2 separate regions of the Mus musculus genome follow, and region 1 is linked to region 2. Evidence: chromatin loops called from intact Hi-C (ENCODE). Cell type or tissue: heart. All regions are shown on one strand. Each heading gives the region's core, and the rest is flanking DNA. Links, peaks and the distances in the headings are about the cores only.

The links. Hi-C counts contacts between places; a loop is a spot of excess contacts. Peaks named below come from ENCODE experiments on the same cell type or tissue, not always from the same donor. Only the 100,000 strongest peaks of a DNase experiment are listed, where the experiment ranks them.
Region 1: a loop joins it to region 2, with 4 times the contacts of the local background. A loop is called at or near these places in 6 of 42 quality-filtered maps.

Annotation. Positions count from the first base shown.
Region 1 is chr6:147,950,669-147,956,389 of GRCm38, reverse strand. No RefSeq gene overlaps it. Among named protein-coding and RNA genes, the nearest start is that of Far2, 94 kb to the left of the region's middle. In heart, for the core only: CTCF peaks have their summits at 952 (motif pointing right) and 2,899; a DNase peak (open chromatin) is centred at 4,579.
Region 2 is chr6:147,261,842-147,267,562 of GRCm38, reverse strand. Pthlh (parathyroid hormone-like peptide) reads left to right here and starts at 3,550. Exons shown (of 4, transcript NM_008970.4): 1 at 3,550-3,978; 2 at 4,168-4,293. The coding sequence starts at 4,193. In heart, for the core only: a CTCF peak has its summit at 3,414; a DNase peak (open chromatin) is centred at 3,402; H3K4me3 peaks cover 1,710 bases; H3K27ac peaks cover 831 bases; H3K27me3 peaks cover 4,377 bases.

The DNA.
Region 1 (5,721 bases), core at 223-5,222, 690 kb before region 2:
TTTTACCTCATATCAATAGACCATGTGTTAGAGAGACCACCAGTTAGGAAGAAGAAGACCAAAGAGGCAGTCACCAAACACTGGGTAAGAAAGTCACAAAAGGAAATAACAAAGAGAACCACATTTATAAAGTCCACCAGGAGTGGTACAACTAAAAATCACACTTGTGGAGGAAGCAGTTGTCCCAGATACCTGGCTACATCTCACTGAGCTCTCAACTGCACATGTGCATGTGCACACACAACACATATACACACACACATACACATATTTACACATACACATATATACACACATGCACAAATACACACACATACATATAATACACACATGCACAAATACACACACATACATATAATACACATATATGCACATATATACAAACTTTCACACACATACATACACATACGCATATACATACACAAATACATACACATACATCTACATACACATACACAAATACACACATACATATACACACACACACATATACATACACACGCATACATACATATATACACATTATACACATATAAACAAATATATGTGTGTACACACATACATATATAAACAAATACACATACATATATGCACACACATACATACACACATATGTATACACACACATACACACACACACACACACACACACACACACACACGAACACAGACACACACAGACACACACACACTCGGTAGCTGGGCAGGTAGAGAGGGATGTGGAAACCCTGCGTCTGAGGAGAGGAAGAAGCAGAACAAATTGGGTTGTCTGCCATCCCATATATGGCTCTCTACAGTCATGGAATAGCAGGATTCTATCCTGCCCACCCCTACCCCCACCCTCTGAGACACTTTCTCTTAGATGCTGTGACATGGGATATTGGCTGTGTGGTTGACGGTTGACTGAATCATTTCTGAGGGACTGGAGCCTGAGTGCTCAGTTTTTCTGGTAACCACTGGAGGGCCCCAAAGGTAAGTTTATAGACAATCACCAGGTATTACTTAAACGCTTTTTTTTTTTTTTTTTTTTTGCTTTGGTTTTTGGCTCCTTCTGAAGTTTGATCAGCTCCAGGCCTTTGGGGAGTTGGTGAGCAGCTATCTAACTCTTAAAAATGAGAGATGAATAACATTTGGCTGGAACAGACTTGAGTCAACTTTGGGCAGAGGTCACACGAGGATCTTGCCACACAGTTCTCTATGTAACCCTGAGGCCAGGCCGCCCACAATGTGCTTTGTGGACATGTCCTGAGCCCACACAGAGCTCCTTCAATCCACTTGCACCTTGACCCACAGCACTGTATATGTATTGTGTCAACTGCATGGATCACCAACCCCTCCTGCTCTCTGCTTTGGACTCTGTCCCAGGAGCCAGGCAAAGACTGAATTCACTCCCTGCTGGAGCCTGGAAATATCTCCACAGAAGACCCCTGAGGTTTTTATTCTCATTCTATCCTAAAGCAGGGAGCACTCTCAAGAAAGATGAAGGAGGTTTGGGTTCACAGGCACATGGGGCTACAGGGCTTCTACCCTGCATGAGGCATTCAAAGTTTAAAATACAGAGTGATTGCCATGGCGAGCCCCACAGAGGAGATGTCAGAATTTTGTTTCTAAGCACAAAGAGACTCTGAGCCAGTTCCAGGGGTTTTCCTGCCTCTGTCTCCCCTGCAGGAGAAAGAGAGAACAGGTGTGCTCCACTGAACTTGGACTGCTCTCTCTCCCTCCCTCCCTCCTTCCCTTCCTCCTTTTCTTCCTTCCTTCCTTCCTTCCTTCCTTCCTTCCTTCCTTCCTTCCTTCCTTCCTTCCTTCCTTCCCTTCCTCTTCTCTCTCTTTTTTCTTTTTCCTTTTTTAACATGTGCTGAGAATCTAGCTCAGTCTTCATGTTTATGCTGAGTCATTTCCCAGCCTCACAGTGATTTAATGTTATGAACCACAAAAGTGAGAGACAAACCTCAAGAGTAGAGTAGACAACTCTACTCTTGAGTTGAGTGGGTGTCCCTCCTGGTTCAGGTTCAGGCTCAGGGGTCCGGTTATAAGTCACACACCTACAGGCCAGGTAGTCATTTCCAGTCTAACAAAGAAATGAGAAGAAATGCTGGTCTATAAGTCTTGCTTCTAGTGACAGCAAGCTCCACCAATTTCCATAGCTCTTGGAAGCCCATGGTTTGCCGTTCTTACACATGACCTGGTTCTGCTTGGATGGCATGGGAAGCTAGCTGAATCCATTTCTTGTCTGAGCCACCGTCTCGGCCAAGTGACAGGGTGAAAAGGCCCTTCAGACATGGCCCAGAATCCAAGCAGCTGTCTCTACTGTCTAAGTATTAATGGCTTAGTTCACTCACAGAGGAGAGAGGCATGTAATGCCCAACAAGCTTAGCCTGATCTGGGGTTCAATTTGAGTTAATCGGCACTGCTTCTGGAATATGCCTATGTGGGTTTTTCTCAGTAAGTGCAGTCAGCAAGTCTGAACGGAGCTCTCCTATGCCGACCCACACAGATCAACTTGGACTTTGCGACATTGCATCATCATAAGAGGACTTCAGGGTGCTCTGAGCCAAGTAGAATTGGCTAAATGGTTAACACATGACTTTAGGAAAAAGCATGGGCACTTCTCAGAGGACGATGGGGCTAAAAACACTGTGGCTACCTCATCTCAAAACCTGAGTGAAATTAAGCCCAGAAACCCTTCATTTCTCAATCATAAGTAAGGATAAAAATTATAAGCAGGAACTAGGATTCATGGGAGACAGAGCCACAGAAGAATCTTTTGGCAGCTTACCAGGTCCTCCTGATAGATGTATTTGAATGTAAACATGAGCTTTGAACCCAAGATGTAAAATGGGGCAGAATTGTTGCCAGTTAAATAGAAAGAAGGTAAATCACCGACATTCTTCACACTTCCGTTAGAGGGCATTCTTGCCTCACAGATGCCTGGGTGTGTTTATCACAGAGAGTGTTTTCTTCCAGGTCTGCAGGTCTGCATTATAGGTGGTCTAAACTGGCAGACTCCATGCCAGGCAAGGCACGCAAAGCTGGGGGGGGGCGGATAATGTGACATTTCTTCCTGCTTTCACATACCCAAGGTAATAGAAATCAGCTTGGCTCAAAACTGTGCTCCTGAGCTCCAGTTCTCCACTCTGTCCCCAACCCCACCCCCACCCCCACCCAGACCCCAAACCTTGTGCACTGCACTGCCAGGGACTGCCAGAGCCTTCCCCAGGGAAGCTGAAATCATGAGAGCCGCTTGATTATTCAGGGAGATTTTGTAAATGCAGCCAAGGAACAGGAAGGTGCCTCAAGTCCTGGGGGAGTGAGGGGCTTTCCTCTCCCTGGGCAGTCACCAGGGCCGCACATAGGGAAGAAAGCCAACAGAAAGCCGTGCATCTTTTGTAACTCCAGAATACCCCAGTGCCAGGATGTCTCCCAGGCAGAGGCTTCCCGAACTCTGAGGCCTCCCACAGGCCAGGCTTCTGTGTGTATGTGAGAAAGGAGCATATGTTGAGTCATACACATACCCACCTAAAGGAGAACGCAGAACACCGTGGCTCTAGAGTTGTTTGTAGAGTGCTCAGTTCTAAAGCCTTAGGCATGAGAATTGGTGTGAACCATGGTGTTGATCTCTCCCAAGGCCTGGCATGATGATGCTTGCTGCCACTGCTTCCAAAGTCTGGCATGATGATGCTTGCTGATGCTGCAGTGAGCAGAAATGCCTAAATACTAAGGGAAAGGGAAACACTTTGTGTGCTGACCACAATGTGGTACTGAGGCACAGGTGGGAGAGGATGAGACATGGGACCAGGAAGCTGCCCCTGTTACATAGGCATACAACCATTGGGTCCTAAACACAGAAGAGAGAGTCCCTTGGCCTTTAACACTGGAGGAGTGCAGGGTAGAGCAAGAAACTTGGGAGTTCTCAAGGCTGACTCTCAACTGCCTCAGTCCAGTTCCCCGTGTTTATGCTTGTAAACAGAAAAGCAGATTGACACAACACTGAGGATAACCTCCTCTACCCTTCTCCTCTCACTCTCCAAACACACACACACACACACACACACACACACACACACACACGCACACACACACATGTATACACATACATGCACATATACACACATACACATGTGCACACACATTCACACATATACACAGGAACACACATACATATGTGCACACACATGCACATATATACACATACACACATATACATGCACACACACATACTCATGTGCACACACATTCACACAGATACACATGTACACACATGCACATGTATACACATATATACACATATACATGCACACACATACTCATGTGCACACACATTCACACACATACACATGTACACACATACACATGTGTATACACACATGCACAAACATACACATATATATGCACATACACTGATGTATGTGACAACTTTGGGTGTCATTCCTTGTTTTTGTGATCTTTGTTTTTGAAACAGAGTTTCTCATTGAATCTCACCAACTAGGTTAGGCTGGGCAGTGCCCCAAGTATCTGCTTGTCTGAGCTGGGATTTCAAGAATGCTGCCCATGTGATTACTAAACCCTGTGCTTGGGCAACAAGCACTTGACCAACTGACCAGCTCAACACCCTGGCTCAACAGTGAGGACTTGGTGTCAAGGCAGTAGCTAGGATTTACCAGTGTTAGAGCATTATTACAGAGAATATTTATCTTCAGGTGACTATAGAAAATCATGTCAAAACAGTACTAGGGGAAAAAAAGCTTTTATGAGATTCTTAAAGTACAGAACTGGCAGAGGACCCACAAATGCCAAGCGAACCTGAATGACTCAGTGTCTCTCTAATGGGCTTAGGTTGGAGACCCTGGGCAGGAAAATAAAGCCTTCAGCAAGCACTTGGGAGGGCAGGGCCCTTGGCAAGGTCCTCATGTAAAGTCATCCCATAATTATAGTCTTGGAGGAGAGAGCCTTGTTCTCTCCCTGCACCCTGTAAGCCCCTGGGTTTTCAGCTAAGTCTTCTGGCCTTGCTTTCATTTGGGTTCTGTAGCAACACAGCACCTTTGGCCCAAACCTCTCCCTTTCTATTTTTAAAAAAGAAAGGACTTAGGAGTCCTGGGGAACCTGTAATTGACAAAGCACTTAGAGTCATCAAATCCACCCCCAAGGCATGGATGCAGCCAGGCTCCTGCTGCAGATTTTAATGTCTTACCACAGCACTAAGGGCTTCTGTTATGTGCAGTCTGGTCACCATGGTTCCCTGATCGCTGGTGTTTTATATCTCACCTAAAGTAGAGGTGGGCGTGCCCAGAGTGTTTTGAGCTTGTGTTGAGAAACATGGCAGGACTTGCCAGTATAGAACCCTCTGGAACCCTGTGGACTTGGAGCTGCAGGTAGGATGCCAGACACTTTTTTTTTTTTTTTTGTCTTTGAGGTTCAAGTTCTTTTTAACTTTTGGAACACACAGGACATCCTCTTTCTAACTGATGTAGGGAGAGTTTTTTAAAAGGTCCATTGAAAAGAACTGCTGAAGAACCTGGATGCCCAATGGTTTTCACAAAACAGTATTTTGATGTGTTAAGTGGAAGCATATCGGAGACGTGTAGATTGGATTTCCCTCTAAACATACAGGGGCTTGAGTACAGGATTCAAGAAGGCAGGCCAGGCACCTTTTAGAAACTCAAACACTTGAAAAATACTGGGAAGTGTTTATGTTCAAACCTATGGGACTGGCCCACCCAGGAT
Region 2 (5,721 bases), core at 451-5,450:
AAAGCAGGCAGGTCCCAGAACCATACAATGAGCTGCTCAAAACAAAACAGATGCAAAGCCTCACCTACCTTCCCATGTCCAGAAGTCTTTCTGCCTGAGAAAGCAGATACCTAGTGCAGGGGCTGCCCCAAGGAGGGACTGCAAGGTGACTGGTTTTACCAGGGGACTGGGAGGACAATGGGATAAAGAAGTAAATGCTCCAAGGTCCCAGTCTCACCCGGGGATGCCACCTTCTAGGCAGCTCATATGGAACTGGACCACAGCTAGAACTTTCTGCAGCAGGGCAAGAGATGTGATGACGGTGTGACTGTCCTTTGAACAGGGGGTGTCTTTGAATCCTATTTGTGGTCACATGCAAGTCCAGAGCTGTCTGCTCAAGGGAGCCAAGAACTTGACTCAGCAAAAGGCTTCTAGTGAGCAGCAGCCCAAATGATGTTCTCTGTTCCCCTCCCTTTGTCCTTCCCTCCCACCCTGTCTCCTTCCCTCCCTCCCTTCCTCCTTCTCCTCAGATATTTCCTGCTAGCCATGGGAATGAGGGTACACAAGTGTGGGACCTAGAGAACCCATTTTCCTAAGACCTTTGTATCTCAAATCATCTTGGGCTCTGAAAAGCATCTCCTAGCTGGGTTTTCAGGTCATGTTTGGAGAAAGCAGAGCATTTCCAAGGTTTAAATGGATGTGGAAAAGTGTGGGGTCCACTTTTCTGGTCACAGGAGGATCTCAGCAGCCTGGCACACTCTTCAGCCCCTCCCTGGAGTGGCGTTCCAGGTATTAGCAGAGTTTTAGCCTCACTTAACCACAAGCTGATCATGAGCAGGCGACTTCCTCCTCTATGGATGTTCAAGCCTTATTCCCTTTCTTTTTGGCAGCCTTGAGCCCTAGCCTTCTCCTCCTGCCTCAGTGGGCGAGTCATCGGAGCTGTGATCCCACAGAATCAAGCGTGGATGCTACTCGAAGGGGTAACTTTTGTCAACAGCCAAGTGACCAGAGGAGAGAAAGGATGTGTACATTTGTTTGGTTTTGTGGAATTTTGGAGACCTGACTTGGAGCTACTGGCAGACAGATGTGAGAATTGGTGGCTAGTCCAAAGCATTACTCAAACGCATAAATCAAATGTTTATTTCTTTGCTTATTGTTTGGCTCAAAAGGAAGACAGAGGAAGTACAGAATACAAAACTTTGAGTTTTCCACTAGCTTCTCTCCATAGAGGAAACACGCGGGTAATACCTATAAACTGGTGACCACCGTGAACTTATGGGTGCGAGGCCCCTCCTTGAAAGCTGGATTTTGAAAACCATCATTTACAGAGTAGGGAACCTAGACACTGCTCGTGAGCTCAGCATTCCCATGAGTGTGGACTGGCAGAGGCAGACCTTCAGAACCTCTTGCTTGTCAAGGTGCGCTTGTGTGACAGGGAGCCTAAGCAAACCTGTCACCTGATCAATCACGTGACCTGTTCATAAGCCTGGGGGTTGGGTCCCCACTTTGTTTCCTTGCTGCCTTGTGACCTTAGCAAGATCGTAATCTAGATTATGATGTCATAAAACACCCTTTGCAGCCAAGGCAAAGAATCGGAGGCTGACACTAAAGATAATTTCTACATCAAGAAAGGAACTCGGTCTGCCTGGAGCAGGACCTGCTTCCTCACAACGGAAAAGACCACTTACACAAAGCTTTTCATTCATTAAAGACTTGATTTTACAAAACAAATATTTCTGAATGAGACTGACAGGATGTCCCTTCCTTGGTCAGAATGTGGAGGAGCTTGTGACTCAAGGAAAAAGTGAAGTAACACAGCATGAGAAAGTGTTTAATTCTGAGGAGATAAAGCTACTTATTCCTCATTGTCCATAGTTTCTCTATAGTTTCTCTTTGTGTTTCCAGGAGAGGAAATTCTTTTAAAATGGATGATGTTTTTCCATTAGCCTCAGAAAAGATGGTGGGTGATGGGGTAGAGAAAGGAAAAGGGGGAAAGGAGGGTCAATTTTGTCTAATTAGGAAAAAAACAACATCAATCAAAGTAGTGTATAGATTCCAGCCTTAAACGCACAGTGTGTCTAGTTTTTGTTTCAGCCTTTTATTGGGGGAGTATTTTTAAGTCAAAGTAATTTGAGACTTGGCAAAGTACCTTTGGATTTTTTTTTCTTGGTGGTGAAGCAAATATCATGTTTAACGTTAAGCAAGTCTCAGGAAACGCAGCAGAATGGTTGCTTTGTGAGTCCCTTCTTTTCCTCTCATGGGGCTCCCCACTCCAGATCAATTAGGGCTCCAGCATCTTTGGGGAAGGGTTATCACAGAGTGTCACAGGTTCAAACTTTCTCTTTTCGTGCCATGTAAACATGTCTAACAGTTACAAATTCTTAACCACTTAAAGGACGTTATGGAAATTCCCGGGTTTCTTTTTAAGGTGGGAAGAAGCCAACTTTTTTTTTTTTTTTACAAGTATGAAGTTTAAAGGAATCAAGGGAAAGAGACAAGGGCTTCTGATGAGAGGGAACCCCGCCCAAGACAGCTGAAAGCTTTAACTGCTGGCGAGCAGCAAGGCTTAGGGGAGGGGAGGGGTGAGAAGTCCTAGGAGTACCCACCCCAGAAGTCTGTAGAGCATCACAGCCCAGGTCTGACAAAGGTCTTTGAGTGACACTAGCCTCCTAGAGAGTCAGATGAAATTTTCCAGCAGTATTGTCTAGAAGGCAAACTTCTTTGAGTGGTTCCCATGTTCATTTCAGCGTGATCTAGGACCTGGGGGGAAACTAGTATTCACACACACACACACACACACACACACACACACACACACACACACACCTCTAGACCCACAATCAGTAACTCACAACTTTCTCCCCCACCCCCCACCCCCACTCCCTGCCCAGCAGCACTGAGAAGCTGAAGCAAATGGGCACTCAGTGAATCTTTATCAGGACATAGAGTAGGTTATCAGAAGAAGGTGAGAAAGAAGGACTCTGCGCATTCCAGGTCGTCTGTGATCACAAAGTGGGTCTTCTTCCTTGCTCACACACCCGTTCTAGGACCTGCTCCAGACGTGATGTCCCCAACCCTTCCCAAACAGTAAGACCCAAAATCGCCTTTGCTCTTCTGGGTGCTAGGTTTAGTCCCCTCCCCAGGAGAAGGCCACACCAGGCAGGAATGCAGTGCAATGCGAGCTTGCAAGCGAGCTTGGGACTCTTGGGATTCTCAGGCCACCCGGGGTTCCTCCTTGCTGTTTGTAGGGACCTGGACTCCTGGACCTGCCACTCAGGCGACAGCAGGCCGGTTCAGGAGGAGGAGAGCGTCAGATCGGCCCACGCGGGCCAGGACTGGGGTGGGGCTCCGTGGCTCCGGGCTCCCCTGTGCTCCCCGCCCCCGCCGGCCCGCTCACCCCTGCCTGCTCCGCCGGCGCGCGTTCCTCGGGCGCCACCTCTTTGCGACTCGCTCACTTCTCAGCAGGTTGGCCCCGGAGCGTGTGAACCTTCCAGGGCTGGGCTCACAGCTACTCTCCAACCTGCGCCGCCCCAGCTGGGCCGCTCCGCCCCGCTGCCGGAACCCGCCCTCGCGGCCACCTGGCCCTCGCATCCACGACACGCGCGCCTGCAACTTGTTCAAGGGCGTTGTGGAATCAACTTTCCGGAAGCAACCAGCCCACCGAAGGAGGTAGACCGACAGCTATGTATATATACGCGCTCTGCCGCAAGTGGCTGTGCACCCAGAGGCCCGGTGCGCAGGACAGCTGACTCCTGAGGAACACCCGCGTTTGAAGAGGGGTTTGACCTGCCCCACGACCCAGAGTGCTGCCGCCAAGACTAATTAGACATTGCTATGGGAGCCACAGCAACGCGCCACGCATCCCCGACGCCTATGTAAAACGCCCGGTTTTCGCTCTTCTTTCAGAGGAAGCTCTCTGATTGCTTTTTCCCCTCTCGGGTCCCTTTTTGCCTGTGCGGTTTGAGAGAGGCGCAGTTAGAGGCGCTGATTCCTACACAAGTAAGTGCTCAGGGGCTCGGAGACACTTTTTTGCTTTCTTTTTCTTGTTTTCTTTTTTCCTCCTAACTTGTGAGATGCCCTCGACTTTGGAGTGGCTGTTGGGAAGCCACGGGGTTCCAAAAGAGGGAGCGGGGCAGTGCGAGGAAGAGATGGAGAGCCGGGACTGACCCTCGGGTTCCACTCTTGCAGGTCCCCAGAGCCAGCGAGCGGCACGATGCTGCGGAGGCTGGTTCAGCAGTGGAGTGTCCTGGTATTCCTGCTCAGCTACTCCGTGCCCTCCCGCGGGCGTTCGGTGGAGGGGCTTGGCCGCAGGCTGTAAGTACCGGTCTTCCTCCTGGGGTGAGGGGTGGGGAAGACCAGCGCCAGCTGAGGCGGGCGATGCTGAGGAAGCCTAGGGGTCCCTGATGGTCCCAACCTGAGTTGGACACAGTCACGGGGTACCTGCTAGCAAGGGGCTGAGCCCAGGAAAGCCATCTAGAGAGCTGGTGAGACCCCAAAATGGACAGGCACGAAACAAGTTTGATGTGCCTTTCCATAAGAGGGAGTCTTTTTCAGAACCTGGGCCGGCAAGATATCTGTCTGCAGGGAACCACCAAAGTTACTTTATCCACCGAGAGGTTCTGAAACTCAGCAGGAAACTGGGGGATTCAGGAACTGTCTGTGTGCCTCTGTGTGTGTCTGTGTGTGTCTGTGTGTGTCTGTGTGTGTGTCTGTGTGTGTGTCTGTGTGTCTGTGTCTGTGTGTGTGTGTGCGCGCACACAAGCGAGTGGATATGTCTAAATGTGGGTGGCAGTCTGTGTGTGAAAAGCAAAAACGTTGTGTCTAGTTTTATTATGAATGACATAATTTTAAGCATATAAAACAGGACTGTGTTACATAACAAAGCATATTATATAATTTAGTAGTAACAACTTTTTAATGGCAAACGTCCAACTTTAGTATCGATACCATTCAGGAAGGCGGGTGTGCTTGTCTCCAAAATGGACTTTAGGCGTGGAAACTTTCTTTTTCCTGGAATTATTGCTAACGGTTCTTTAATCCGGAGTCGAAATATTTGCATTGTGGTCTGAAAGCTTGTAGTTCGGCATTCTCAGCTGGTGGTTGAGTTTTTGATTTCTTAAAGAGTGATTTTGACTTTGAGATAAGAATACATCTAAGAACACCAGCAAAATATCGCCGCAGTGTTTGGGAAGTAGTAGGCATGCTTGAATCTGTCTGTCTCATCGATGTCGATGTAATACCGTCTAGGGCTGCTCTCTTAGCACAGACTCTGTTCAAGATGGGAAAACCATAAAGTTTAAGAAATGAGTCGTTTGGCTCTGGAGAAGGCATTAGGAGGACTTGCTCACCTCACAAGAGAAGCAGCAATATCTACCTAATATTTACAGTCAGGTTCCTGGTGCTTCTTGTAAACTCCCGAGGGTATACAAAAAGGCGACTGTTCAGCGCCTGCTTCTGGTCTATTCTTATTAGTTCGGCAGAAAATCTTTAAATGAAATTACTTTAGACATGTCTGGATCTTGGCACGAAAATGAAACTCTATTATGAATCTCCTAAGGCAAGTTGTGTAGAGCATTGTACTGGAGATAAGGCAGCATTGTCCCAAGAGTGAGTGCACTGCTGGCTTACTTCTCGAAATTGTCTTGAGACTTTTCCCTCATTTTTGAGACTTGTGTGAAATTCAATTACCTAACATCCAAATATAAATACAGATGAGCTGAAATTTTTTTTTAAAAAAAGCAC